Linked DNA regions of Homo sapiens: region 1 is linked to region 2. A link is a loop called in an ENCODE intact Hi-C map of the cell type or tissue named here. Cell type or tissue: Panc1. All regions are shown on one strand. Links, peaks and the distances in the headings refer to the core of each region. The heading gives the core; the rest is flanking DNA. Region 1 overlaps PHACTR1 (phosphatase and actin regulator 1). Region 2 has its middle 11 kb from the start of TBC1D7-LOC100130357.

Region 1 (15,924 bases), core at 4,143-12,142, 420 kb after region 2:
ATAATTCTACAATTTATGAATTATAATGTAGCTACAAATTTATTTCAATATTGCATTCTGCCTCACTCCTTATAGTGCCTGGCAGGGAAAATAGGAACAGGAAGAGAAGCAAAAACTTAATAATGAATGGATTACCATTAATGAAGAGATAATGAAAAACATTCATTAACATCACTGCAAAGTCAGACTCCTTGACAGTTTATTTCAGATGACAGATTTTTAAAAGTTCTTAATCTGCTCTTTTAAACTGATGAGTGATTCACACTGGGGAAGAAAGAAGCAGCTTAAGTTTCACAATGCTAACGGTACGAAATGTTCCATCCATGTGGATTTTAAGCCTTCTACAATTTATTGGAAATTTTCACAGGTTTATGAGTCTAAAACACTTTATGCTTCACTGTACTCATTGTCAGGTAAATTGGAGGCAGGACAAAAACAAGTTTAGTTATTCTCTTGATCTCTCCTCTCTTTGTTCACCATCCGTTAAGTTTATTTGGAAACTTTCAGCAAATTTGAGCAGATATTTATCTGTTAACAGTAACAACAGCAATAATCATACCAATATTTCTTGAGCAAATAATGTATTTCAGGCAAAATATTTACATATTAGTTTCTCTGTCTCTTTTTGATAATTATCCTCCAAGGTAGATATTACAATGTTTTGAAGATGAAAAAACTAATATAGACTGAGGTCAAAAAGTGATTTTGTCAATGTTACACAAGCAGTAATGTGTGTGAATTGAATTTAGGCCCCTATGACAATAAAACCAGTGCTCTTTCCATTGTACTCCAGGGCTCCTAGAGTCCTAGGCACAGTGCTGGATTCCGGGAATAAAAACAAAAGACGCAAAAGATGTAGGGCTCTCTCTCTCCTTAAGATCAGGGTCCAGCAGGGATAAAAACACTAACTACAGGCATAATACATATTTAACTCTCTACACATAAAATGATGGCTTAACTTGACTTTGGAATTAGATTGCAGTGAGGAATGCCAAGTGTACCAGAGCCCAAAGTCATGGGAAGCATCACAGTGGAAAAACTCTCCAGAACCTTTTGCATGAGAAAGTTAATTCTAAGTTTTGGAAGGCACTTGGGTAAAATATTGATCATATTTCCTTGATTCTGAAACACAACTTCTAGATTGCAGGGATCCTGTAGGATCTTAGTACCAGTGTGCACATCCAATGTGATTGTGTTTCTTTTTTTCCTTAAAAGTCTTTATAGGCCGGGCACGGTGGCTCATGCCTGTACTCCCAGCACTTTGGGAGGCCGAGGCAGGCAGATCACGCGATCAGGAGTTTGAGACTAGCCTGGCCAACATGGTGAAACCCCGTCTCTACTAAAACTACAAAAATTAGCTGGACATGGTGGTGCGTGCCTGTAGTCCCAGCTACTCGGGAGGCTGAGGCAGGAGAATCACTTGAACCTGGGAGTCAGAGGTTGCAGTGAGCCAAGATTGCACCATTGCACTCCAGCCTGGGCAATAGAGTGAGACTCCATCTCAAAAAATAAAAATAAAAAAAGTCTTTACAGGCTGGGTGCATGCAGTAGCTCATGCCTGTAATCCCAGGACTTTGGGAGGCTGAGGCAAGTGGATCACTTGAGCTCAGGAGTTCGAGACCAGCCTGGGCAACATGGCAAAACTCCGTCTCCATCTCTATTTCAAAAAAAATTAAAAATAAAAAGTCTTTACAAAGCCAGTGGTGAGCCCTATAAAACAACTGCATTTTAAAAATCAAAGAAATTTCGCAACTTTTTCTTGTTCCTGGACTACCACTAAAAGGTCAAAGTTAAAGCTCAGGTGATCTGAACGAATGGTTGTTTCCATTTGAGTGCAAATTATATTCAAATGGTCTCTTTCACCAATAGACACCTGGTCCACTTCTAGGGGTCTGGCTGGGATTGTGCTTTTTGATTCTATCTTTAGATTTATAATGTGTCGCAATGGTTTTAGGCACTGGCTAGTGATTTTATATGATGAGGCAAGATTTAGGGAGCTTAATCACCTATGACATATAACACATTGTTTTATGCTCAGAATGACATCACATCAAATTAATGAATGTTTAAAAATACGAACAGACAACCTCTACATGCTAATGAAACAATGATAACGATGGCATCTCTCACAACACATGGCTAATTTTATGTACGACAACAGAAGTAATGTCAACAAACACGATTATAAATGCGCTGCCAATGTGTGCTCAAGTCCTTTCACTAGGTAGAGATGCAATTAAGTATAAAACAAAATTGTGTTTGCAATTTGAAGTATACGGATATGTGTGTGTGATTACATTGGCTACAGCATAAAAATTAACTCTAGACTGTTCAAAAAGAGTAATGGAAATTTTAAAATGTCAGCCTAGTGTTTCCCCAGAACTCTGATGATTCCTAGATGAGGAGGAAAGTGTCAAGGAGATTTGCGAGTGGGCCAAATAGCCAGCCTTCAACCTAAGGCAAGTCCTGTCTGGTGGAAATATATTTGTGGCTCTTTATAGGGATGGTTACCTGGAATGACTTATAAAGGTGATCCATGGTGCAATGCTTTTGTTTGCCTGGGAATAACACAGCATGGGAGAGCACAGGATGAAAGCTAAGAGTGACACGCCATTCCTGTTGTCATTGTATCTGTTTCATATCACTATGAATGGTGCCAAAGCTCCACATCATAGAAGGCAGGATAGCATTTTTGTGGTTCTTTTTAGTTACCATTGAACACGAATTGCATTCTGTGTTTAGTGCACAATCAGAATAGTGGTGCCTGAATTTCCAGTCACCCTAAATTCCCGAGTTCTGAGTTCCTGAGTACAACTCAGTGAGAGTCAGTATTGACATGAGGGGCGATATTCACCTCTCGGTTTGAGCTGCTTTTCCTTTGTTTGTTCATTTGTTCATTTTTATTTAGTTATGGATGGGGTCTTGCTGTTGCCCAGGCTGGAGTGTAGTGGCACAGTCGTAATTCACTGTAATCTCAAACTCCTGGGCTCAAGCAAACCTCCTACCTCTGTCTCCTGAATAGCTGGGACGATAGGCTCATGATGCCACCTGGCTAATTTTTATTTTTAACTTGTTTACAGACAGGGCCTCATTTTGTTGCCCAGGCTTGTCTCAAACTCCTGGCTTCAAGTAATCCTCCCACCTCAGACTCCCAAAGCACTGGGATTATAGGTGTGAGCCACTGCGCCTGGCCTGCTTGTCATTTATGACTCTACTTGGGGTTGACCAAAGGGAGCAAGCACAACATGAACATGAATGCTTCCGAGATGGCATGATCCCTGTTGAGGGTCAACCTAAACTGAAGATCTGGAGCTAGGCTCCACCCCATCCCAAGCAAGGCCATCCTGAGATGTTAACTGGCTAGAGAAAAATCCAGGCTATGCTACAAGTCTTGTGACAACTTCACTCAACAACACTTATTAGCACCCTCACTATAATAGAGAGGCTGATCTGAAAAACATAAACTGGTGTACAACTTGAAAAACTGTCCCCAGCCATGGAAAACATCATTGATTAAGCCAATATGAAGATTAAGTGAAGAATCCAAGTGCAGCATTGAACTTGGAGGCTGGCACACTTGCTTTGGAAGCCACAGTTATAATCACAGCTCACCTCTGCTACAACCAACCTTAAAAAGGTAATAGTATCCTTCAACTAGAAGTCGTTTGGATTTCTGAGTGAGCATGAGTGAAGCACTACAGTATCCTTGAATGCTGATATGTTGAAAGTAAAAAAACATTAGTCATTCATCACTTTGACAATTTATTCTACTCAAGAGCCCGGGCCCAGAAATATCCAATTCTCCTGAGATTTATTAGTTATTAATCATTTTGAGTTAGCAAATGAAAATTTAGTGAGTGTCAACATTATGCTTTATATTAAGGGTGCACATATTGGAAGATCTAGCATTTTAATTTTGATCTATTTTTGTCTCCTACAAGATAGGTATCCTGACCATCTAAATGATGTTGCTCTCCCAACTGCAGAGACATGGCAATAAATTTGTCATATGGGCTGCTGGTGCTCTTTTCATCATTCATCCATTCATCATTCAACAGACATATACAGAATGCCTACTCTGTACTAGGTGCTGGGGATAAATTGTCAAAAAAAAAAAAAAAAACAGTCCATGCCCTCTAGTGTATAAACACTGACAAAGCCTGACGTGTAAACAAGTCATTTAAAATATTGTATCTTAAGACATAAAATGAGAGCAGAGAGAGAAAAATAACTAGCTGGCTGGAAAGATTTTAATAAGAATTGACATCTGAGGTGGAAATTGAAGGACAAATAGAAGTTTTCCACTGGAGAAAAGCAAGGAAGGGTATTCCACACAAGGGCGGTGAGTTGGTTTGAAGTAGAGCTGTGGAAATTCAGGGTTTTGTATGAGAAATTCAGTCTGATGGGAACTGAAAGATGAGGCTGCACAGACATGAAGATTGTGAGTAACCTGCTGCGAAGATGAGGAGTTTGGAAAAGGGAAGTCATAGAGGGAGGGTGGTTTTGTTTCGTTTTAAGTTAATAAACTAGTTTTTGGAGCAGTTTTAGGCTTATGGAAAACTGAGCAGGCAGAGATACCAATGTATTACCCTTTTTGCCACGCATTACAGAGATACCCATGTATTACCCTTTTCTCCACGCACAGTTTTGCCTGGTATTAACATCTCGCACTAGCTGATCAGGTACCAGAGGTTTTCAATCAAGGGCATAATAAAGATAATTTTGTTATTTTAGGAAGCTACCTAGTAGTCATGCAGGTATGGGGCTGGAATGAGAATGTACTGGTGGCAGGACAACCAGTCATGAGGCTGTGGCCAAAGTCCATGTGAGAGCAAAGAAGAGGATGAACTAACTCAGAGGTGGTAGGGGTGACGAAGCAGATGGGTTCAATTCTAGAGACATTTATCTGCTAAGTTGTTAGCAAGATTTGGCAACTAACTATGAGGAGTGAGTAGGAAGGAGTTTAGTTTGGGCAACTGTGCTGGTCAGATTTATTATAGCTCAGCTCCAAATTCACCTCTTAGTACCTGCTCTGTGATAGTAAACTGGACTCTAAGCATTTCTCTTCTACTATGTCCATGGAGGGTACTGGAGGGACATTGCAGGAAGAAGGGCACTTCTCCTCCTGTTTTTTTTTTTTTTCTTTTTTTTTTTTTTGAGAGAGAGTTTCACTCTATCACCCAGGCTGGAGTGCAGTGGAGTGATCTCAGCCCAGTGCAACCTCTGCCTCCTGGGTTCAAGCGATTCTCCTGCCTCAGCCTCCCAAGTATCTGAGATTACAGGTGCACATCACCTTGCCCTACTGATTTTTGTATTTTTAGTAGAGACAGGGTTTTGCCATGTTGCCCAGGCTAATCTCGAACTCCTGAGCTCAAAGTGATCCACCTGCCTTGGCCTCCCAAAATGCTGGGATTACAGGCGTGAGCCACTGCCCCTGGCTCCTCCTGGTTTTGATGCTGAGTTTTGCATTTTCTTGCTCTCACTCTGGTGGTGCAGATGTGTGTGTGTGTGGACATCCAAAGGCTCCCCAGCTGCACACCCAGAATATGCAGTCCCTTGGTCACCTCACTGCTCTGGCTTGCCCTGGCATCACATTGCTGAAGCCGTCTTTATGCAGACAAGACATACTCCAGGACTTGAGCTCCAACTCCCTTGTGAACTGCCCATCAACCTAGGCTCACCTTCATCACAGAGGGCCAGTTCCTGCTGCCGAGTGACTGTTGATCAGCTCTGGTGTGGACAACTCAGCCAAATTCTCCATCATCCAGTGGACTTCAAGGACACTTTCTCCAGTGGACCTGAACCTCAGTCCTTAGGAGGGGTCCCAGTTCCAAATTTGTCCTGACTTGCCTACTTTTCCTTAGCTCTAGACTGCCCTTAAGAGTCCTCTTTATAGTTACTCCACTGTCATAGTTTAATGATTTTTTTTAATATTGTTCCTTTTTTTCAGTTGACCGTGTGATTTCTGTCTCCTGATTGCTCCCCCTGAGAGAGCAACTGAGTGGATGGTGGTCCTTATTGAGACTGAGAAGGAGGAAAATCTTTTGGTGGTAAAGAGAATGAATTCATATTTGCAATTGCTACATTTAAGGTGTGTGTAGGACCTCCAGGCGGAGAAATCAAATAAGTGATTAGGGCAAGAATGTAGAACTCAGGTTGGTGATACAGATGTCTTCAGCGCATCTATAGTAGCTGAAGTGAAGTGCGGACATACAGTTTCAGAGCTAAGCGAGGTCAAGAATGGAATCCTTAGGATTCCCCAAGTTTAAGGACTAGGCAGAGTGAAGGAGCCAGCAAAAGAGGTGAGAAGGAGCAGACTCAGAGGTAGGAGGAGACCTAGCAGAAGCTGGAAGAAGAAGTTGCCTCTGTTGGGAGCAGTGGCTCATATCTGTAATCCCAGCACTTTGGGAGGCTGAGGCAGGCAGATCACAAGGTCAAGAGATTGAGACCATCCTGGCCAACATGGTGAAACCCCGTCTCTACTACAAATACAAAAATTAGCTGGGCATGGTGGCATGTGCTTGTAATCCCAGCTACCTGGGAGGCTTGTGCCTGTAATCCCAGCTACCTGGGAGGCTGAGGCAGGAGAATTGCTTGAATCTGGGAGGCGGAGGTAGCAGTAAGCTGAAATTGCGCCACTGCACTCCAGCCTGGCAACACAGCAAGACTCCTTATCAAAAAACAAAAAAACAAAAAAAGAAAAAGAAAAGAAAAGAAGTTGTCTCAGACCACTCAGTGGAATTGAGTGTCTTCAGAGTCTGCTTCAGGTTGTTCCCAGAAACAACATCTTCAAAAGTGTCAAAAATGAGTAGGGTGTAAACAGGTCACCTCTGTGACCACCTCCTGTTTGTGAACAGTGACGTGTTTGTTATTCAGGAACACCTGGGATATCGCTTCCTCTTCTTCATCATGAAACATGCCCAAAGGTTTGCAGCTCAGCTGCTGATGATTCTGGGCCACAAAAATCATCAGACCTCTCAGGATTTGAGGCCCTGAGATCCTCTCTGATTTTGAGAGGGGCTGAGATAAATGTGCGATGCATTATGCTACTCCAGAGCTGGAGTTTGATAAGGATACCAGAAAAATCATCCCACCTCTAAGGAGTTCTCTCGTACTAGAGAGCATGCAGGGTGGGCCTCTGGAGTCAGCTGGGAGCCCCTATATGATTTGAGAACAGTTTTATCCATTCGGACATTTCCTGGGGAGACATGGTCTCAGATGGAAGCTGTTAGCGTTTAATCAGTCCTACCAAGTTCAAGGTTGCCCAGTGCCTAACTGTCATATGGCTCTTTGGATTTGCAGCAACGGGGTCGTGGGACTTTGTGTGCTAAAATTTGAGTGAAGGTTTTGACATTTTAAGTGCTCTTGGGACACAGTGAGAGCTCACGGCCAATTTGCCTGACAGCCTAGCCTCACAGGCTAGTCACCTGATGACCTCTGGAGCCAGTGCTGTTCCATATTCTGCATGATCTCTTTCCAAGGAGACATCATCCTTTGTGCTTTTATCAGATGGGAACAATTTAAAATGTTTTGGTTGTATGTCTACCTTGGGTTTTTCTGTAGGAAACTTGGTTTCTGATCGGATATTGCTAAAGTATGCATGCTGGGAGATAGGGGAACAGGTATGAAGCTTTTTCAGGCATGACAAATCCCTCCTACAAAATATATTTATGATGGCTTTAAAAGCCAGGTTTTTGTTTGTTTGTTTTGAGACAGGGTCTCATTCCAGTTGCCCAGGCTGGAGTGCAGTGGCATAATCTCAGCTCACTGCAGCCTTGGCCTCTGGGGCTCAGGTGATCCTCCCACCTCAGCCTCTTGAGTAGCTGGGGCTACAGGCACGCACCACCACACCTGGCTAATTTTTTGTATTTTTAGTAGAGATGGGGTTTTGCCATATTGCCCTGGCTAATTTCGAACTCCTGGGCTCAAGCAATCTGCCTGCCTCAGCCTCCCAAAGTGATGGGATTACAGGCATGAGCCATTGCGCCCAGCCTACAAGCCAATTTTTTAGAACCTTCATTTCTTAGATAAATGAGGATGAAACAAACCTATTCCTCAGCAAAGGTATGCTATCAGGGTGGGGGAGTGGAAGGCATGGGGGAAACAGGCCCAACGTGAGTAACATCTACATCCCTTGCATGTTTACTTTTATACCAAGCATAGCTTCACTTTAGAGGTATGCACTAAAATTACCAGCCAGAAAAACCTTTTCAAAACTGGACAACGGAGTCTCTCTTTGGATAACATGATGTGGGCACCACAGATAATGGAAAAAATTACCAACATAGGCCCTCTGATTAGTGTTACAAATAGGGTCCCCTGGGGGCCTACCCTTGTCTGCTCTTGAGATTAAATGCTGTTTTGGGCCAAGCACGGTGGCTCATGCCTGTAATCCCAGCACTTTGGGAGGACAAGGTGGGTGGATCACCTGAGGTCAGGAGTTCAAGACCAGCCTGGCCAACATGGCAAAATCCCGTCTCTATTAAAAATACAAAAAAATTAGCCAGGCATGGTGGTGCATGCCTGTAATTCCAGCTACTCGAGAGGCTGAGGCCGGAGAATCACTTGAACCTGGGAGGCGGAGGTTGCAGTGAGCCGAGATCTCACCACTGCACTCCAGCCTGGGTGACAGAGCGAGATTCCGTCTCAAATAAATAAACAAACAAACAAATAAATAAATAAAATGCAGCTTTGAGGTACAACACTCATCACATGTCTCTCTGTCCTAAATGATGTATTTTCCTTTCACCTTCCTCTTTGATTGATTTGTTTTCAGGTAATAAAGTTAATAGAGCTTTCTGGAGAGGATTTCACAGTTGGTGGTGGAGAAGACTTAGCTACTTTAAATGACAATGAGATTATTTTGTAAAGCTCTTTGGAAAGGGTACAAAGGCACTTATAAATGTATCCATTATAAACCCCCTGAAAGATAGCAAAACTGCAAAGGCTGCTGGTTTTCAGCTGAGACGCCAGCGGTCACCCTGGATTTTTTTTTTAAACAAAAAATCATTTGAGTATCATAGGCTCTGGACTTTGCTTTTGAACTAGATAATCTTTGTGCCATCCTGCAGAAAAACAGCCACATTATTATTTAACATATGTTGCCCTCTAGCAGACACCTCAGTATTGCAAGCATTTTATTCAGAAATTGTTTTTACTTACCAGCTCTCTGGCAAGTTCACAGAAAAGCTAGACTTTCTCACCAGCTAAGATAAAGGATATGCAATATTTTTAAAAGTGTATTTTCCTCTGGGGATTCTTTTCCAAAGTAAGATATGGTGTGATATATATTCTAATTCTCTTTCTTTCTTTTTTTTTGGAAGACACAAAACCCCAATGTTGATTTCTGAAACACAAAGCCCCCAATGTCGATTTCTGCAGAAACTAGAAGAAACACAGAAAATTGAAACGAACCTACAAAGAGTTTGGAAATCACATATGGCCATGAGATCTATGGCTAGGCAGAATCCACAACATGGGAAGTCAGGAAATGAAAGGTAGTGAGCCTTCTAAGTCAACAGGGATTTCCTGAGCACCAGTTTTGCACAGCTTTGTTAAGTGTTGTAGGGGATTGGCTTGCAAACTGTTTGTGAGGTTGTGATTGGACACCTTGGGGACTGTTCCTCACCATCTCCATGCAGCCCCTTTGCCAGCCAAACTGAGCTTTCATGCCAGTCAGAAATGGTGTTTCCCTCTGAGCTCCTATGCCACTTTGCCACCCTTGGGATGCCTGCCACATGACACCATGCGCCACAGTTCTATGTGTACATGTCCCATCTTCCCATCTCTAAGGTTCCCAGAGACTCACTTGCTGAACTGCCATAGTGCAGCAGAGCCAGCCAGATCTGATTCAGATCCAGGCTTTGCCACTTAACCTGTCTTTGCACCTTAGTTTTCTCATCTGCAAAATGGGAAAATGCCCATCTTCATGACTATGTGGAAGATTAGAGAATGGCCTGCTCATAGTGGGCATCCAGTAGACGGCGGCTATTACTGACAAAAGGGGACTTCTGTCAATAATAATATGTACGTGCTCATGGTGCTGATGAACAAAGCTGCAACTGGATCCTTGGTTACTGTTTCCTAATTTACTTAAAGAGGAAAAAGTTGAAGGTATTTATTTTCACTTGGTAAAGCCTGTTTGTTTTTCTTAGCAATACATTTTCCTAGAGAAAAAAAGAATTTGATCAAGCAGATTTTCTTTTCCTATTTTTCAAAACAAGTACTATATGCATTTTGTTAGTGCATGAGTCTGCCAATTCTCATTGGCCTGGTATCCTCCTACGATTATGCTTGGACACCTATCACTAGACACCTAAGGTTTTATAAGACATGAACTGGCAAGTGGGAGACAAATGCATCCTGGGGGGCCATTATTAGAGTTTCAGTGGTTATGGCACATTGCTGCTGATAGATACACTAAAGGGCCTGATATAATCCTTGGTCTATCAGCTTATACAGTAGAGCTCGTCTAGGAAGATGTGCAGCAGAAAACCTGCCTACTCCTCCCTCTTGGCTGGTCTGGGGCCCCAAGTGTTTTATACAAAGCCTGGACTTGGCTCTGATCTACACAGAATTGAAGAGCAGATGGGCTCATATAAAGGAGCTGAGCCAAGGGAGATTAAGCAGCTCTGTTCTCTAGAACTCACTGCCACCACCAGGCGAAGGCTGCGGAGTTTGCCAGGGCAGGGCTGGACAGATACTGAAGGCAACTGGGATCTTCGAATGTGGGGCTTGGAGAGATCACCAATGGTTGTTTGTTAGAAGTTGAAGAATAGTGGGAATCGTAAGCCCTGGGTATGCAAGAGTGGTGAGCTTAGACGCTACTGGGCATGTCTTCTAGGGAAATTTCAAATATTCATGGGGGAGGTCCAAGGGAATGCTGCCGATCTTAAGTCACAGCAGCAGCCAGGATGCTCTCCCCTTGATTTAGGCATTGGTCCAGTTTCAAATGAACTCTCATGAAGACTCCACTTGGCAACTGTACTACACTGGCATTCAACCTGGAGGGGATACATGGGCCATTGTATTTACACTGCACTTTTACAAATGAGCAAGGTTGTTTTCACCTACTCATAACAATCATTTCTTTCATCTACCTCTTATGAAGACACCGCATCCGGCTCGATGCCATGCCCTTCATATTTTTAAATTCACATCCATGTTCAATTAGTGTAATTACAAAAATAAATTTAAAACCAATTACTCCCGCATATAATTATACATCTCACAACTCAGCATTTGCAGATAAAGGAAGCCATAGCTGTTATGACAATAGTTCCTAATAGCCTGGAACTGTGAATTAATTGCAGTTTAAGACGGCACCACAATGTAAATAGTGACATCGTTATTATTGCAAGATCACTGCACCACAAGGAAGAATAGGTTGCAGTGAAATTGTGGGAGAAGGGTCACTAGTTTCCATCAACATGTAACCAAATGGTGGGGAGATGGGCAAGAGTATGACATGAAATGACTGAAAAAGTTGGAGTCTTTAAGAAAAAAAATTTTGTTTTTAATCTTCCTGACCATTTGTTTCACTCACATCCACTCAAGTACTGAGGAGTCCTGGAGACTTCACCTCTGTGACAATGTGGGTCCTCACCTTGCCTCTCCACCTCCATTGCCTAAGTACTGCTATGCACTGATCATTTCTGTTTCCCCCCACCGTCTCCTCATGCCATCTTCTTCTCTCTATGCAGCCACCTGATGCATTTTGCTAAATTGAAATTTGACGGTATCATTTCTAGGCTTAAAATCATCCAGTGGTTCTTTATGGCTAGCAGGAAAGCGGTTCTCATGTTGTCAAGCAAACCTACAAGGACCTACAAGGAGATGTGCGGCTTCCTGCCTGCCATGGGTCATCTCCTTCCTCCTGTTCCTCCTACCGCTTGGGCATCCAGCACCCGGCTGACCTGCAGTTCCATGAGCACACTGTTCTTAACCTTTGCATGTGCCTGTGCTCCCTCTTTGTGGAGGACCACACAGAGGCTGGCCCCACTTCCCCACCCAGCTCCATGCCATAGTCACCTGCCCCATTCTTATCTGCCTTTCAAGATTCAGCTCACACTTCACCTCCTTTGCCAGACATTCCTTGACTGCTGCAGGCAGAATTGTCTCCTCCATCATATTTGCACAGCACCCTTTTTTTTTTTTAAATCTCTGCAACTGCACTTAGCACATTTTATTATTCTTTCCACGTATGCACTGGCTTCTTCACTAGACTGTGAATGCGTTAGGGACAGCCACCAAGCTTTCCATCCTATTTATCCCTGGGACTGAGCTCACTGCTTCATCTATAATAGGCAGTCTCCATATTATTGTCCAATTCTATTTTTAATTTCGGTTTATTTTCTTTACATAAACTCATAAAGTAAAACAGGAAAAGTTTGGTCTGGAGAAGCAAAGATGAAGGGGAACTCGATAACGATCTTGAAGAATTTGAAGGGTTGTCCTATGAGAAAGGATTTGGGCTTGTTCTACCAGGCCCAGGTGCGATTCTTGGTTGATGGATGGAAGGCATAGTGAGATAGATATTAGATCAATATAAAGAAGAACATCCCTAAATGTCAACTGTTCAAAAAAAGAATAAGCTGTCTCTTGAGTTAGTTGGTGAATGTCTCACAGCTACATAGGCTAAGCTGGAGATTTTGTGGGAATTATTCAAGAATCACATAGATGGACACACAGGTTGTCTTTTTATATTGTGAAATAATAATTAAAACATGACATTGATGTTCCATTATACTACCACTCTGCATCGTAAGAAAAGGCCTCAAGGAGCCTCTAACAAGGTAGAACAAAACTCATGGAAGGAACCTGGACATCTTTCTTGAAAGCTCACAAACTTTAATAGTGACCAAGCCATCCCAATTCTATCTTCTTAACACCTTCCACTCTCATCTCTCTTATTTAACCCCTTTGCCTCTGGTGTATAGAGGCCCTCACAAACTCCAACCTAGACTATGGTTCTACTCTTCTAATATCCTGAATTAGTACCCACTCCTTCTTCTTCAAGAAAGATGTCCAGGTTCCTTCTGTGAATTTGGTACCAGGCTGATTTGGAGACAGTGATCATGTTTGAATGTACTGGGGAAAAATTAATGAAATTTCTAGATCTTCAAAACTGAGGACCAACCTTAGATCAAAATGACCTCCACAAGTAGTTCTACCTTGTTAGAGGCTCCTTGAGTGGAAATGAATGCTTTCAAATTGCAATAACTACATAGAAATAAAAGACACTAGCAACTATTCATAGAAGTCTTATATAGTGGAGAGCACATAAGTGAAATTGCTCATGATTTTCAAACTTCTCTCCTTCTTCCCTTATCTGGTTCTCTGGAGAAATAAAAACCTCAAGCTGATTAGGTTTGGTTAACTTATTTCTACTTTAAACTATAATTATTTTTCTGATGCACTAGTAATATGAGCTTCTAAGAGTTGCCCAGACAGTTGACTAACCAAAGAGAATTTTGTAATGTAACGGAAAAAGCCAATTGTTCATTGAAGGGAAATATGTCAGTAGCTGAAAGGACTTTAAAAAGAGGAAATGCCAACTATAGAATCTAGTTAATATTTTAAATTAGATCTTCATTTTTATCTAGTGGAAATATTAAAAATTTGAAGGAGGAAATAGAGAAACCTTATAATAACATGATTACCAGTATTGGCCAACTCTTAGTTTATCTGCCTCAATTCCTTTCTCAGGGAACTACTCTGTGCCTCTTCATGTGGTTCTGATGGGTCCATCCTTCAAGTGTGCTGTCCAATCACAGTGGTCGAGCCAAGTGTCAATCAGAAAGCCTAATTTCTCTAAATGTAATCATTGATCCAGAGTGGACACGTGACCCAACCAGAGCCAATTGGAGTTCTTTTGGGGGACTGGAAAGCTTCACTGAGAGTGGGTTTCCCATTCAAAGGTCATGAAGTGTATTCAGTTTCCTCTGTGTAGAAAGATCCTGCTAGAAAACGAAGACAACAGAACCAAGAGATGGAGACACATAGAAAGGGTCATGATGACACTTAAGGGTCTGTGTTCATCCTTGCCTGAGCTAGTACTATCCCTAGAGCCAAAAAATTCTCCTTTTATGTATTTATTTATTTTTAGTTAATTTTGGATTTTAAAGGAGAGAATACTGACTGATTTCATACTCTGCATTGAATAGTGCTTTTTAGTTCTCAAAGCTAAAAACATACAGATGATCTGAGAGAAGGAAATATTTTAGTTTATTATCAAGAGCACTTTTCATTGAAAGCTCTGAAAGCATCTTTAAACATGAGGTTTTTGGAGGGAGAAAAGGCTGACCCCTTGAGCACTCTAGCTCTATGATCATAGGAAATGAGAAAATAGAAACACATAATTTATATGTATTGTAAGCCAAGTATCAATTCTGAAATGTTTTGATATCCCTCCCAAATCCCTAGATTGCAGTAATTCTATAGTCGAATGCCACTGAGCATAAGAAGTAATATATTTTTAAGTCATTCTAACTGGTGAAAACCAGAGCTGTCAATAGGCCAACTACCAGAGATTTCATTTTACACTCAGACCACAAGTGACATTTCCATGAATCTGACTATCTCATATATAGACAATGACAGACACACAAAATGTGCCTTAATTAGTCTATTACATAAATAGAAAAGCAGAAATAAAGTGAGAGAAAGGCAACTTGCAAAACCATTCCACTTCTGTTCTAGAACTTTAAAATAGTTAGAAGCAATACTAAAAGTTATTCATTCAACCTCTTTACTATGCTATGTTGGGACACTGTCACACATACATCCCAGGAAATTTAATTAATGAGATGTTGCCACGTAGGAATATTCTAAGCCCCTACTATCCTAATATCATCTTAAATGTATAAAAGGTGCCCACTGACTTAAACTGATAAGTTAAATATAAAGCAATATGAATTTATGGTTGTTACATGAAACTGGCAAATACTCCTCACTCAAGCCACCAAAATCCTGTCTTTGGACCTCTCTTCTCTGCCTGGTTAATTCCTTGTCATCACCTTCTCTGGATGTGCTGTCATGCCCTCTCCCTCCTGAGCCTGTTTTAGTTATCCCTCTCCTGCTGTCTGTCACATAGAACTGTCACTCTCCTCTATCTCCTTCACTAGACCGGAAATGACAGCAAAGACCGTGTCACCCTCAGTTCTGGACCCCAGAAGAATAGCACAGTTCCTAGCATATAGGATGTGTTCGACAAATTTTGTACTTAAATGAATATATGGCTGCTGATTAGACACATAGTATGGGAACAGGCAGCTCTAGAACCAGCGCTGAAGGTCTTATTAAAAGATACCCATCACTTTAAACTAGTTTGAGTTTAAGGACAGGAATATACATTCCAATGGATCTTACCTTGAAAATGTGCTTCAGTGGTTGTTTACCACCAAACCTTTGACTTCCTATGAGGACACTGGTCCTGCACCCCGTTAGCTCCATGCTTTTCCACCCTGGGTGGTCATTAGAATCCCCTGGAGAAACTTTAAAAATCTATAGCTATCTTGTCCCCATTTAAGCCAGGCTCCATGGGGTTGGGACCAGGCATCATAATTTTTCAAAAGTTCCCCAGGTGATTTTGACGTTCAGTGCAGGGTTGAGAAACATGGAATTAGTTGGTGGGTAGAAGCCTCCCCTACCATCAAGTGGGCTTTCCACTGGACTTTCCTGCTATTTTTATGAAACTAGTTGGAATCCTGGCCCAATAAATAGCACTTATTGCTGAGTGCTCACTGCATGCCAGGGACTTTGCATACCTCATCTCAACAAAATCACTATTGTTCCCTTTATATACAAAAAGAAATTGAGGCTCAAAGGGATTAAGAAGCAGCAGCGATGAGATTGAGATCCACCTCTCTCAGAAGTCAGACCGTGCCCTTTACATGACATATTAGGCTGGTTGGATGGGGTTCT
Region 2 (12,618 bases), core at 4,286-12,285:
GGAAGATAGGGCGAACGTGTATTAGGAAAAAAAATGTCTGTTGGTTTAGGAAATAATTTTGGGGCCCTTCTGGGAACTATGCACCAGAGGAATCCAAATCCAGAATAGTGAGAAGATGCAGAGGAAGAAATGAGTTGAAAGTTTTTCAGGAGACCAGAGTTGAGTTTCCTCTGATTTAAACTCAGGATAATTGAGTCAAGTATAAGAACTGAGGAATGGCTGGGTGCGGTGGCTCATGCCTGTAATCCCAGCACTTTGGGAGGCTGAGGTGGGCGGATCACGAGGTCAAGCGATCGAGACCATCCTGGCCAACATGGTGAAACCCTGTCTCTACTAAAAATACAAAAAATTAGCTGGGCGTGGTGACACACACCTGTAGTCCCAGCTACTAGGGAGGCTGAGACAGGAGAATCACTTGAACCCAAGAGGCGGAGGTTGCGGTGAGCTGAGATTGTATCACTGCACTCCAGGCTGTCAACAGAGTGAGACTCCGTCTCAAACAAACAAACAAACAAAGAACTGAGGAACTAGATTGTGTTGCAGGCATTCTGAAGGTGGGATGGTGGCAAGATGGTTTAGGCTTGAGTAGAACAACGAAGAAAGTATACGTTTCTCAATGAAGAAGGGAGAGGAGGATAAGATCAAGAATGAACGTAACAGGACCAGAAGGCCAAAGGTGCCCAGGATTGGGGCAGCAGGGCCTCTCATGAAGTCTGTTTTTCTTAATTGGCAAAGAGCTGGGCTCTCTGCCCTCTGCAGCTGCACTTTCCTATGAACGTAAGATTGGCACGTTTACATCTGCTCACATCTCTGTTCTAGGGGTTTCATGGCATTCAAATAAGTGGTCCTGCAGGGATATTTTTATGGAAATCAATTTTTTTTGGATATAAGTTTGGTTGCATAAAACAGAGTCTCAAAGTAATAGAAACGTAATCAAGATACAGGTCTCCTTCTCCTTCATGCAGCAGGAGAAGCTAGAATGGCGGCTGTTCTGACGAGCTGCCGGGGGTTGGACTTACCTATCTGGTTGTCCCATTTTTCCTATGGAGTCATCTTTGTCTGGATGGTTCTGAATGGCTCACCCCTGTGATTGTATTCTAGCCATCAGGAAAAAGAAGGGAGTGTCCCTTCCCTTGAAGAGTATGACCCCAAAGTTTCACATAAAACATCCCTTTCCCATCCTTTGACCAAGACTTAGTCTCGTGGTCACGACGACCTGCAGGGGAGGCTGAGAAAAGAGGCTGACTTGGCTCACGGTTCTGCAGGCTGTACAGGAGGCATACAGGCATCTGCTTCTGGGGAGGCCTCAGGAAGCCTTCAACCATGAGGAAGGCAAAGGGGGAGCGAGGCACCTCAGAAGCCTGGGGTAGGAGGAAGAGAGGGAGTGGGGAAGTGCTACACACTTTTAAACAGCCAGATCTCACGATAATTCACTCACTCACTATCATGAGAACAGCATCGAGGGGATGGTGTAACCCATTCATGAGAAACTGCCCCCATGATCTAGTCACCTCCCACCAGGCCCCCACCTCCAACACTGCGGGTTACAATTCGATATGAGATTTGGGTGGGGACACAGATCCAAACCATGTCACCCTATTATACCCATGAGAGGTTTCCCCACTCTGGGCCACTTTGACCTAAACTTCCACGTTCTCAGTTGCTACCATACTTGACTTTCCATTTAGATCACTCCCTAAAGACCCAACTTCAGCAATCCTAGAATAGAAATGGATATATCCCTCTTACAAAAATTTTTTTTTTAATTCAAATAAGACATTTTTGAAAAAGGAAACTAGGCCGGGTGCAGTGGCTCACGCCTGTAATCCCAGCACTTTCGGAGGCCAAGGCGGGTGGATCACTTGAGGTCAGGAGTTCGAGATCAGCCTGGCCAACATGATGAAACCCCATCTCTCCTAAAAATACAAAAATTAGCCGAGTATCTTGGTGCAAACCTGTAATCCCAGCTAGTCAGGAGGCTGAGGCAGGAGAATCGCTTGAACCCGGGAAGCAGAGGTTGCAGTGAGCCAAGATCGCACCACTGCACTCCAGCCTGAGCGACAAGAGCAAGACTCCATCTCAAAAAAAAAAACAAAAAACAAACAAACAAAAAACAAAGAAAAAGGAAACTAAAACTAAGGGAAAAGCAACATTAAAAATACTAACTGGTATGATCTAGTGCTCATTATTTATATAGTGTCAGCTACTGTTGTACATGTTTTAGATACTTAACTCATTTAATCCTCACAACGGCCTGTGGTGCATGTATAATAATTATCAAGATCATTCTTTATAAGTGAAATAGAAAGAAATTAAGTTTTTGTTTTGTTTTGTATTGTTTTTATCCTTTGTCATAGAGCTTGTGAGAGCAGAGTTGCAATTCAATCCCAGTGATCTGTTCTGGAGTCCGTACTCATTCTCCAAGTCTTCATTCTCTAGGTCTCATTCTCTCCCTGTTCACCAAAGCATGAAGACGGGCACTCACAGGGCATGCTCTCCTTGGCTAAGCTGCCTGGTCAGTAGCTGTAGTTGGCTTGGAGGGCATGGCTTCCTGGCAATTCTGCTCCATTCCCAAGTCACACTTCCCTTTGTCTAGGCTGTCTCCACCTATGGATAAGCCCAACTTTTTCTTTGGTTGTTTCAATCTGGCCCTTGGGGAGACCTCGAAGGCCCTGTGTATCATCCCTTCACTTGCACTCCTGACTCTAGGCCAACCATCCTCTATTCAAAAATGAGGCTCCAGCATTTCTCCCCCTTCTTGCCAAATCAGCAATTATTCCTTCGCTACCAGACCATTTTCATAATCTCAGAAACGTGCTGCTTCTTCCTCTTGGCACTACCTCCTAATGCCCCCCATACCCAGCTACTACCCATTTATTTGCTTTTCTTTGCAACAAAACTTCTCAAAAGAATTTCTGAAGGTCTCTGTCTCAATTCTTCCCTTTCCATTCTCTCTTAAAAACATCTCCATCGGTCTTCTTCCTCACTGATCTTGTCAAGGTCACAATGACGTCCCATTGTCATCTCTCAGAACTTTTACTTGATATATCAGCAAACTTTGACATGGTGGATCACTCCCTCCCTGATACACTTTTTAAACTTGGTTGCCAGAAAAATCTCTTGATTTTCCTCCTACCTTACGGTGGCCCCTTCCCTGTCATTTATGCAAATTCCTCATTTTCTCCCTGATCTTTTAATGTTGGCGTCTATTTTTTCTCCTCCTCCATCTGTCCACTCCATTAGTAATCTCATGGCTCCACACGCCTTTATTTGCTGACAGCTCCCAAGGATATACATTCTGTCTGAAGCTCTCTGCTGAACCCCAGATATCAGCCAGGGTCCACTCAGGAGGCAAAAGCCACAGAGTAGTTTGCACAGGAACAGTTTAATATAATTATAATGGGGGACTGGAGTAATGGATGATGGGCTAGCAATCGGTAAAGAAAATGCCAAAGGATACATAAATAGATAAAGGGAGCTTCTGCCATCTATAAGGCTGAGATAGAGTGTTCAAGAAGAGAACAAATCTGGAAGAGGAGGACCTCCACTCATACTCTAGGGCTGAAATCCAGACCTTATTGGAAAGGGTGCAGCTGTGGCTCATGGGAAGGTGGAAAGGTTTGCTGAGCTGCTACACTGATGTTACTGAGAATCGGCCCTCTCTGGTGCTGGGGGAGCTGCCTGTTGGTTGGTGCTACACCTTGGAACTTGCTGCAAAGTCTGCTGATTGGTGCTGTGCTTCGGAACTTGCTGCAAAGGTATGGAGGGAAGCCAACCATAAGAGGTGTCTTATGCTGCCAGCTGCCAGGTAGTGGCTGCAGCTCACTGTAGGACTTGGGTGCTGCACACACTATGCACACTGTAGGGGCCTGCCACGAAGCATTCACCAGGATTGGGAAGAGAAGCCTTTCCTCCTGCAGCATCCCTCCAGTGCACTCTGCTGAGAAACTTTCACATCATTCCAGAGGGCAAAGTCAAGATATTTACATGGCCCAGCTCCATTTCCACAGACCAGATAATGAAAGGTGGATCTGGAGGTGAGAGGCAGTTAATTGATAACTGGTGTACTCCAGAGTTGGGACCAGCCATCTACTTGACATTTCTACTGGATGTCTTATAATCTCAGAAGCACCAAGTCCATGCCTGCTCTATGTACACCTTTCCCCGTTCTTCTGGCTGCTTAGGTTCGATAAAAGAGGTCACAGTTGACTCCCATCTTCTCTCACACCCCACCTGTAAATTGTGGGGAACGCCTATTGGCTCTACCTTAAACATATATCTATAATCCCACTACTTGTCACTCCACCCACTGCTGTCCCCCTGGTCCTGGTCATCGTCATGATCCCTTGCTTGAATTGCAGGAATACCTCTCTGTCTCTGTTTCTTCCCATGTGCCCTGACATCTATTTTCAACATAGTAACAAATGCAGTTCTTTGAAAATATGAGTCATATTATATCAATTCTCTGCTTAAAACTCCACATTTCACTTAAAGAAAAGGCCAAAGTGCTCACAGTGACCAAAGTGATCTAACTTCTCTCTCCCACCCTGTAACCCTTCTGCCACCACACGTCTACTCTGTCCTTTTGTGGCTCCAGTTCAATACTGGTCCCCTTGTCATTCCTGAAATAAATAGACATGCAACCTCACCCCCAAATACCCAATCAGCATTTCCCTTGTCAACTCTTTTCTTTCTGAAAAATAAATGTCCTTATTTATTATATCCATTGTCTGTTGCCTGTTTGCCCCACTAGACTATATATCCCTATCCTCCATAGGGTAGGGATGTTTTATGTATGCATTTGGACATACCCAAGCACTTAGAAAAGCCCCTGGAACATAGTGGGAGCTCGAGAAACATTAGGTGAATATTGAAGATCTAGCTCTGCATCCTCAACAGAGGACGGTGTTCCGTGGCCACACCTCCTGCCAGCTTCCTATACGCCTGAAGAAATTTGCTTTCTCTTCCTGTTAAAAGCTTGTGCTTCTACTGAAGCCTCTTCTCAAGTGCCTGCTTCTGATCTGGGAGCACCTTTGTTCCGTCCCTCTGTCAGTGGCTCCAAGCTCTCTCTGCAGACCCATTCAGGTGTTCACATGCTACTTCTTCCCTTCAACCCTCTCATCCCAGCCCTTCTTATGCGCAGTGAGAGAAGAGGCCTTCCCACCCCAACAGCCCCTCAGGTCATCAAACCATCGGCCGTGGATTAGCAATCAAAGTAATCATAGGTGCTTTATGGGTTTATTTATTTTAATCCTCATGATAACCTTGTGAGGCAAGTAGTGCCAATATGCCCATTCTACAGAAAAGACAAATGAGGCATTGAGAAGTTAGTATTTTGCTTAACTAGCACATTGAGGAGGTGGAATGTGTCTGTGCCCTGTTGCCAAAATGCAGTTTTATGTCATGAAAATGACAATGACTAATTTGGAGGGAGCTAAGTCTGACTTGAACTTGAATTAAGCATTGGTTTTGAGCTGAATTGTGAAGGGATAGAAGTCAAAATGTGATTTTCCAAAGTGAACAGTCCTTAATCAGTCTTAATAGGCTCCAATGGGAACCAAATCAGAACAGCCTGACATCATCCCGGGCTTCGTGTCCACACCCCCAAGACTGGCTGGTGTGCAGGGTCTCAGGTTCCTATTTTTATTCCAGTTGTACCACCTCCTGGCATTATCTGAGCAATGGCTTCCCATTGCTCTGAAATCCCCCATGTATGCATTAGCGAGTTAATTCTTTCTCATATTCTACTACCTCTCACAGTCTGAATGCATTCTTCTCTAACCCTTATGTAACCACCTACTGTGCACACAAAAGCGCTGGATCTCCGCATGGTTTTCTGGATTCACTCACGTCTCTTTCAGTAGATCACAAGCTCCTTGAGGGTGGGGGCGTGAGTTCCCAGTGCTTGGCATGTAGGGACTCAAATGTTTGCTGAAGAAGGAATGTCCAGAGCCCCCTCCAGTCCCCTCTATCCTTCTTATCAAATCAAGCTCTCTGGAGAGGATCTGGTAAACTCATACCAAATGATCCATTTGGTTGAATGTATTACTCCTTCCTTTGGCTTTTTAATAGTGGAGAGAGCCTTAAGCCAAGGAAATGGTATTAAATACAGAGGAGGGGCAGGGAAGAAAGATTTGGGGCAACTGGGTAAGACTGCCTGGCAAATCATATTATATAGTTGGACATCTCCTTTATCTCTGTGCACTAAGGAAGTACTCCAGAGTCAAAACCGAGCCAGTCATTTTTCAGTTTATATCTTCAGAGAAAGCGCGCGCCTGCACATGAACAAACAATGCTGCTTCCCCTGACTCCTTCACTCTAACAAACTCTCCCTCCCATTTTAAAATTTTTCATTTGCCGTGACAAGTTCCTTTATTGTTTTGATTTTTGTTTTTCCCTAAGACATGCTACTTCTCCTAAAAGAACTTTTTTTCTTCTTATTCCTAAATTGTGACTTTTTTTTGTTTCTTTGAGACAGGGTGTCACTCTGTTGCCCAAGTTGGAGTGCAATGGCACAACCACAGCTTATTGCAGCCTTGGCCTCCTGGGCTCAAGCAATCCTCCCATCTCAGCCTCCTGAATAGCTGGGACCACAGGTGTGCGCCACCATGCCCAGGCAATTTTTTGTATTTTTTGTAGAGACTGGGTTTCTCTATGTTGCCCAGGCTGGTCTTGAACTCCTGAGCTCAAGTAATCTGCCTGCCTTGGCTTCCCAAATGCTGGGATTACAGGTGTGAGCCACCTCACCCCACCCTCAATGGCGACTTCTGACTTGCAGCTTGTTGAAAATCAAGTATTGATTTGTATGAGTGAATGGAATAAATCAATGTGGAAGCCTGGCCTAGTACAGGGACTTCAGGATCATTTGCTGTATCAAATGTGTATGCAAAAGGTGCAGCAGTCATATCTAAGAGCAGGGTTTTGTTTTGGTTTTCTTTTAGAAAAAGTATTCCTTATTCCATTTGCTTCTTTTTAATTTTGTGCTTTTCCTGTACTCATCGCAGTGACGTAGCCCAAGTCCTCCCGCGAGAGTTGTCAAGACTGTCCCTCCTCAAGTTCCTCTTCTCCCATTCCTCCCTCTCTGCCACTTTCTCCCTCTTTATTGTATTTTAATCTTGACAATCAGTGAAGCTGTTGGAGGATTTAGAGGAGCAACCCTCCATGTCTTAATAATTGTGCTGGGTTTCGTTTCCCCTGTGAAAGGAACTATCTAAAATCCTCTAGACTTTTACATGTGTGTTATAAACTCAACTGCAGTGCTTCTTGAGCAATCCTGTGGGCAAGGAACTAGCCACAAGTTACTAGAAAAACCAAATGAAAAAGACATATAAAATACAAGCTCATAATGAGATTCAACAGACATAAAATGAATCTGTCAAACTGCTATCAAAGTATCTAAATGCTCTCGATTTCTGTACTTATCTCACAGGCCCCTGACCAACAGCTCATGGACAGCACCAGAGAGGGGACCGCACTTGAAAGAGCACTGCTCCAGCAAAGTATGTTGTTCACGCCTTACAGTGTTTTGGTTTAAAAGAAGAGATGAAGACTGGGTGCAGTGGCTCGTGACTGTAATCCCAGCACTTTGGGAGGCTGAGGCGGGTGGATCACCTGAGGTCAGGAGTTCAAGACAAGCCTGGCCAACATGGTGAAACTCTGTCTCTACTAAAAATACAAAAATTAGCTGGGCATGGTGGCGGGCAGCTGTAATCCCAGCTACTCAGGAGGCTGAGACAGGAGAATAACTTGAACCTGGGAGGCAGAGGTTGCAGTCAGCCAAGATTGCACCATTGCAATCCAGCCTGGGCGACAGAGCGAGGATCTGTCTCAAAAAAAAAAAAAAAAAGAAGAGATGAAAACACGCATAAATTCTTCACCTTTCCCCAAAATCTAAATAAGCTAACAAAAACTCTCTGTGCACCAGAGAGCATGTGTGCACGTATACACACTCGAATAACAAAACTTTGTAGACAGGTAATACAGTGGAAGGGTTAATTAAACCAATGGACTCAGGAGCCAGATAGCAACCATTTATAAGTTGCTTCCACTTAAACTCATTTACAATAAAATGTGGATGGTAATAATAATGCCAGATTCTTAAGACAATTAAATGGCATAATATGCATGCAGCTCTTAGAAGAATAGGCACTCAATGCCTTTAATTCTTCTTCTTTTTTTTTTTTCTGGAGACAAGTCTCGCTCTGTCACCCAGGCTGGAGTGCAGTGGCACCATGTCAGCTCACTGCAACCTCCGCCTCCTGGGTTCAAGCAATTCTCCTGCCTCAGCCTCCTGAGCAGCTGGGACTACAGGCATACGCCGCTATGCCCGGCGAATTTTTTGCATTTTTAGTAGAGACGGGGTTTCACCGTGTTGCCCAGGTTGATCTCGAACTCCTGACCTCAGACAATCCGCCCGCCTCGGCCTCCCAAAGTGCTAGGATTACAGGCGTGAGCCACCGTGCTAGGCCTATTATTATTCTTTTTGCTTCGTGGAATAAGGCGATCCCTGTTGCTTTGCTCAGTATTTCCATCTGGAAGGTGTAGATGAAACTGCGGTTTACTTGGCAAGCCAGGGCCAGTCGTCTCTTCCCCAGCATCTGGAAACATCTACCGTCAGTGGGTGGAGGCAGAATCCCAAACCTCATAAAGGAATGAAGTTTCCCTTAACTCGGTGTGAGGAGTATCCCAACCGTCTACTGCTGCTGCCCTCTGCTGCTGCCATTGAGAATTACACCAAGCCGAGTTTCTGCCACAAGACCAGCAAAATCTAACCTCATCTGGGGGGAATTAGCAATATAGGTTGAGTATCCCGTATCTAAAATGCTTGCGACAAAGTGTGTCTTGGATTTGGGATTTTTTAAGATTTTGGATTATTTGTGTATACACAGTGAGTTATCTTGGGGATGAGACCCAAGTCTAAACATGAAATTCATTTATGTTTCATATACACCTTGTCCACATAGCCTGAAGGTAATTTTATATAATATTTTAAATAATTTTGTGCATGAAACAAAGTTTTGGCTATGTTTTGACTGCAACCCATTGCATGAGGTCAGGTGTAATATTTTCCACTGGTGACATCATGTCAGTGCTCAAAAAGTTTTGGATTTTGTAGCATTTCAGATTTCCAATTTTCAGATTAGGGGTGCTCAACCTGTATGGACTTTGTTTAGGATTTCATTGAATATCCCAGAATTCATTTTTCACAGTGACTTTAACATAATAGCACTGCATTTTTATAATCTATAACTATTTCTGGACATTTTCATGGAATATTTTTTATTTTCCTTTAAAAAAAATTCTATTATTATTTTACAGACAGTCTTGTTTTGTCACCCAGGCTGAAGTGTTAGTGGCACAAGCATAGCTCACTGTAACCTGGAACTCCTGGGCTCAAGCAATCCTCCTGCCTCAGCCTCCCAAGCAGCTGGGACTACAGCCATGTAACCAACCACCATACCCAGCTAAATTTTTTATTTTTTGTAGAGACAGAGTCTCTGTTGTTCAGGCTGATCTCAAACTCCTGGCTTCAAGTGATCCTCCCACCTTGGCCTCCCAAAGCATGCTGGGATGAGCCACTATGCCTGGACATCAAACGTTGCTCTATGTTACCTCAAGCAGGCTTCTGAACATGGCCAATTCTCTCCTTTTTTTTTTTTTTTTTTTGAGACGGAGTCTCGCTCTGTCGCCCAGGCTGGAATGCAGTGGCGCGATCTCTGCTCACTGCAAGCTCCGCCTCCCAGGTTCACACCATTCTCCTGCCTCAGACTCCCAAGTAGCTGGGACTACAGGCACCCGCCACCACGCCCGGCTAATTTTTTGTATTTTTAGTAGAAACAGGGTTTCACCATTTTAGCCGGGATGGTCTCGATCTCCTGACCTTGTGATCCGCCCGCCTTGGCCTCCCAAAGTGCTGGGATAACAGGCATGAGCCACCGCGCCCGGCATGGCCAATTCTCAAAGCTACTCTTCTCTGACTTTCTCATTTTGGTTTTCTGTACCCCAGTTTCCCAGAGACTTAAGGCCCCCAGTAGCTGTGACCTCTCTTTTTTCAAGTCCTCTCAGTGGCTCAAACCAACCCCTCCCACCCTCTGCAAAAGCTTTTAGCACCTCGAGAGAGGCACTCCTGCCTCCAAGCCTCTCCCTTTTACAGGTCATGGAAATCCATTGTTCAAAGGCTCTCTCTGCTCTGAGTCATCTCTCCACAGCCCATGCTTGGCCCACGCTCCTTGGGCCTCCTGCAACCCACCCTGCCAGCTCCAAGCCTTATCTCTCATGACCCCAACACAGCTGCCAGGCTGGCTCCCATCATCCACATACACATTGTCATTTCCTGCCTTTGCGTTTTAGTGATTGCTCTTTCTTGTGTTGAAAAGGCACTCTTTTCTATAAAAATTATTCACTGCACAGCTCAAATGCTATTTCCTATATAGTGCCTTCTCTAAACACTCCAGGGAGTACCTTAACTTCTATGACATTTCTTGTGTCTTACCTGGGTTGCGCTTATCAAATGCATTGTTACTTGGGCATATTTCTTCTTAAAATTTTTTCTACTATCATATGACCCAGCAATCCACTACTGGGTATATATCCACAGAAATGGAAACCAGTATGCTGAAGAGCTGTCTGCACTCCTATCTCCATTGCAGCATTAATTACAATAGCCAATGCATGAAACAACTCAAGTGTACAGCAAGAGATTAATGGATAAACATCTACTGTCAGTTGGTGGAGGCACAATCCCAACCACTGTTTAGGAATGAAGTTTTCCTAAGCTCACAGTGTGAGAAATATCCCAATCATGGGTATATTCATGGGTAAAGAAAATGTGGTACATATATGTACAGCCTTTAAAAAGAAGGAAATCCTGCCATTTGCAGTAACATGGATAAACCTGGAGGACTTATTATGTTGAGTGAAATAAGCCAGGCCCAGAAAGAGAAATATTGCATGATCTCATTTATATGTGGAATCTCAAAACATTGAACTAATAGAAGCAGTGAGCAGAATGGAGGTTATTAGGGGCTGGGGTGGGTAGGTGTTAGAGAGATGTTGGTCAAAGGGTAAAAAATTTTAGACAGCAGGAATAAGTTTAAGAGTTCTATTGTCCATAATGGTGACTAAAGTTAATAACAATGTATTGTGTTCCTGAATTTAATGTAATACTTTTAAAAACTTAAATGAAATAGAAACATTTCTTCAGAGACCTAAACTACCAAATCTTTTTTTTTTTTTTTTTTTTTTTGAGATGGAGTTTTGCTCTCGTCGCCCAGGCTGGAGGGCAATGGTGCCATCTCAGCTCACTGCAACCTCCGTCTCCCGGGTTCAAGCAATTCTCCCACCTCAGCCTCCTGAGTAGCTGGGATTACAGGCAACTGCCACCATGCCTGGCTAACTTTTTAAATTTTTAGTATAGACGGGGTTTCACCATGTTGGCCAGGCTGGTCTCGAACTCCTGATCTCAAGTGATCCAACAACCTCGGCCTCCCAAAATGCTAGGATTACAAGCGTGAGCCACCGCGCCCAGCCCTAAACTACCAAATCTTAATAAAGAAGAAACAGATCTCCTGAATAGCCTCTATCTATTGAAGAAATTGCATGTAAAGTTTAAAACCTTCTCACAAAGAAAACTCTAGACCCAGATAGTTTCATTGGTGTATTCTACCAAACATTCAAGGAAGAGACAATACCAATCTATACATACCGTTCCACAATACAGAAGAGAAGGGAATACGGAAACTGTTCACTTTCTACCAGTTCCATCGCCCTCCTTCTCCTCTTGCCTCCACCTCCATGATTGGGAGTTCCTGTGCATGTGTACAGGTACCCCAGACCGCAGGCCCATGCTTCAGGCACAGCCCCTGCAAACAACCACCACACCCCCAGGGCCAAGGGGTGAGCCCACCAGTGGCTTTGAAAATGGGAAGCTTACCTGGTGCTGTTCCATTCTTCCAAAGCTCAACACCCCACAAGAATCCACCTGCTCTCGGTTACACTAAAACACCTGCAAGTACTTGTTTTTTATATTTCGTCCAGATTTGATCATTGTTATCTTTAGAAGAGTGACCTGTTTTTTGCATCACAGAATCTAACTTGGTTGTGAGATGCCCTTGTCACCAGCCTGGTTGTTCTATTCCCAAGATGGCACACAACAGAAATACATATTGCTTCTCAAGGTAAACCCCTCACCTTTGAGAAGTGTGTGTTTTGCTGGCTATTTCTGAGATCTGTAGCTTTGGACCTCTCTCTCGTTCTCTGCCTTTTCCTACACGTGCCCTGCTTGGTTTCCACTGCTTTTGGAAACTTCTCCACCTACTTGACATATTATTTTCTAGTTTCACTGAAAATAGAGTTTGCTTTTCTACCCCGCTGACTGTACCTACTGTTTTGACACTAGAACTATCAAAGATTCATGCAAAAGAGAAGACAGGGCCGAGGTCAGACAAGTATCAGTGGTTAACGGAATCATTATTTGTTAAATGACCCCATACGCACTAGGAAACCTATGGCTGTAGCCAGAGGTTTCTATATACCAGGACAGTATTGGAAGTCTATAATCACATGTACGTAAGACATATGCCACCCGTTTTGACAGGTGAACCAATGTCTCCTCTCTGT

The links. Hi-C counts contacts between places; a loop is a spot of excess contacts. Peaks named below come from ENCODE experiments on the same cell type or tissue, not always from the same donor. Only the 100,000 strongest peaks of a DNase experiment are listed, where the experiment ranks them.
Region 1: a loop joins it to region 2, with 3 times the contacts of the local background. A loop is called at or near these places in 85 of 110 quality-filtered maps.

What each region holds. Positions count from the first base shown.
Region 1 is chr6:12,904,740-12,920,663 of GRCh38, reverse strand. All of the region lies in intron 4 of PHACTR1 (phosphatase and actin regulator 1), which reads right to left. Among named protein-coding and RNA genes, the nearest start is that of PHACTR1, 200 kb to the right of the region's middle. In Panc1, for the core only: CTCF peaks have their summits at 8,923 and 9,125; no DNase peak of the experiment used is centred there.
Region 2 is chr6:13,332,762-13,345,379 of GRCh38, reverse strand. No RefSeq gene overlaps it. Among named protein-coding and RNA genes, the nearest start is that of TBC1D7-LOC100130357, 11 kb to the right of the region's middle. RefSeq lists a silencer at 7,184-7,293. In Panc1, for the core only: a CTCF peak has its summit at 8,713 (motif pointing left); a DNase peak (open chromatin) is centred at 8,709; H3K27me3 peaks cover 425 bases.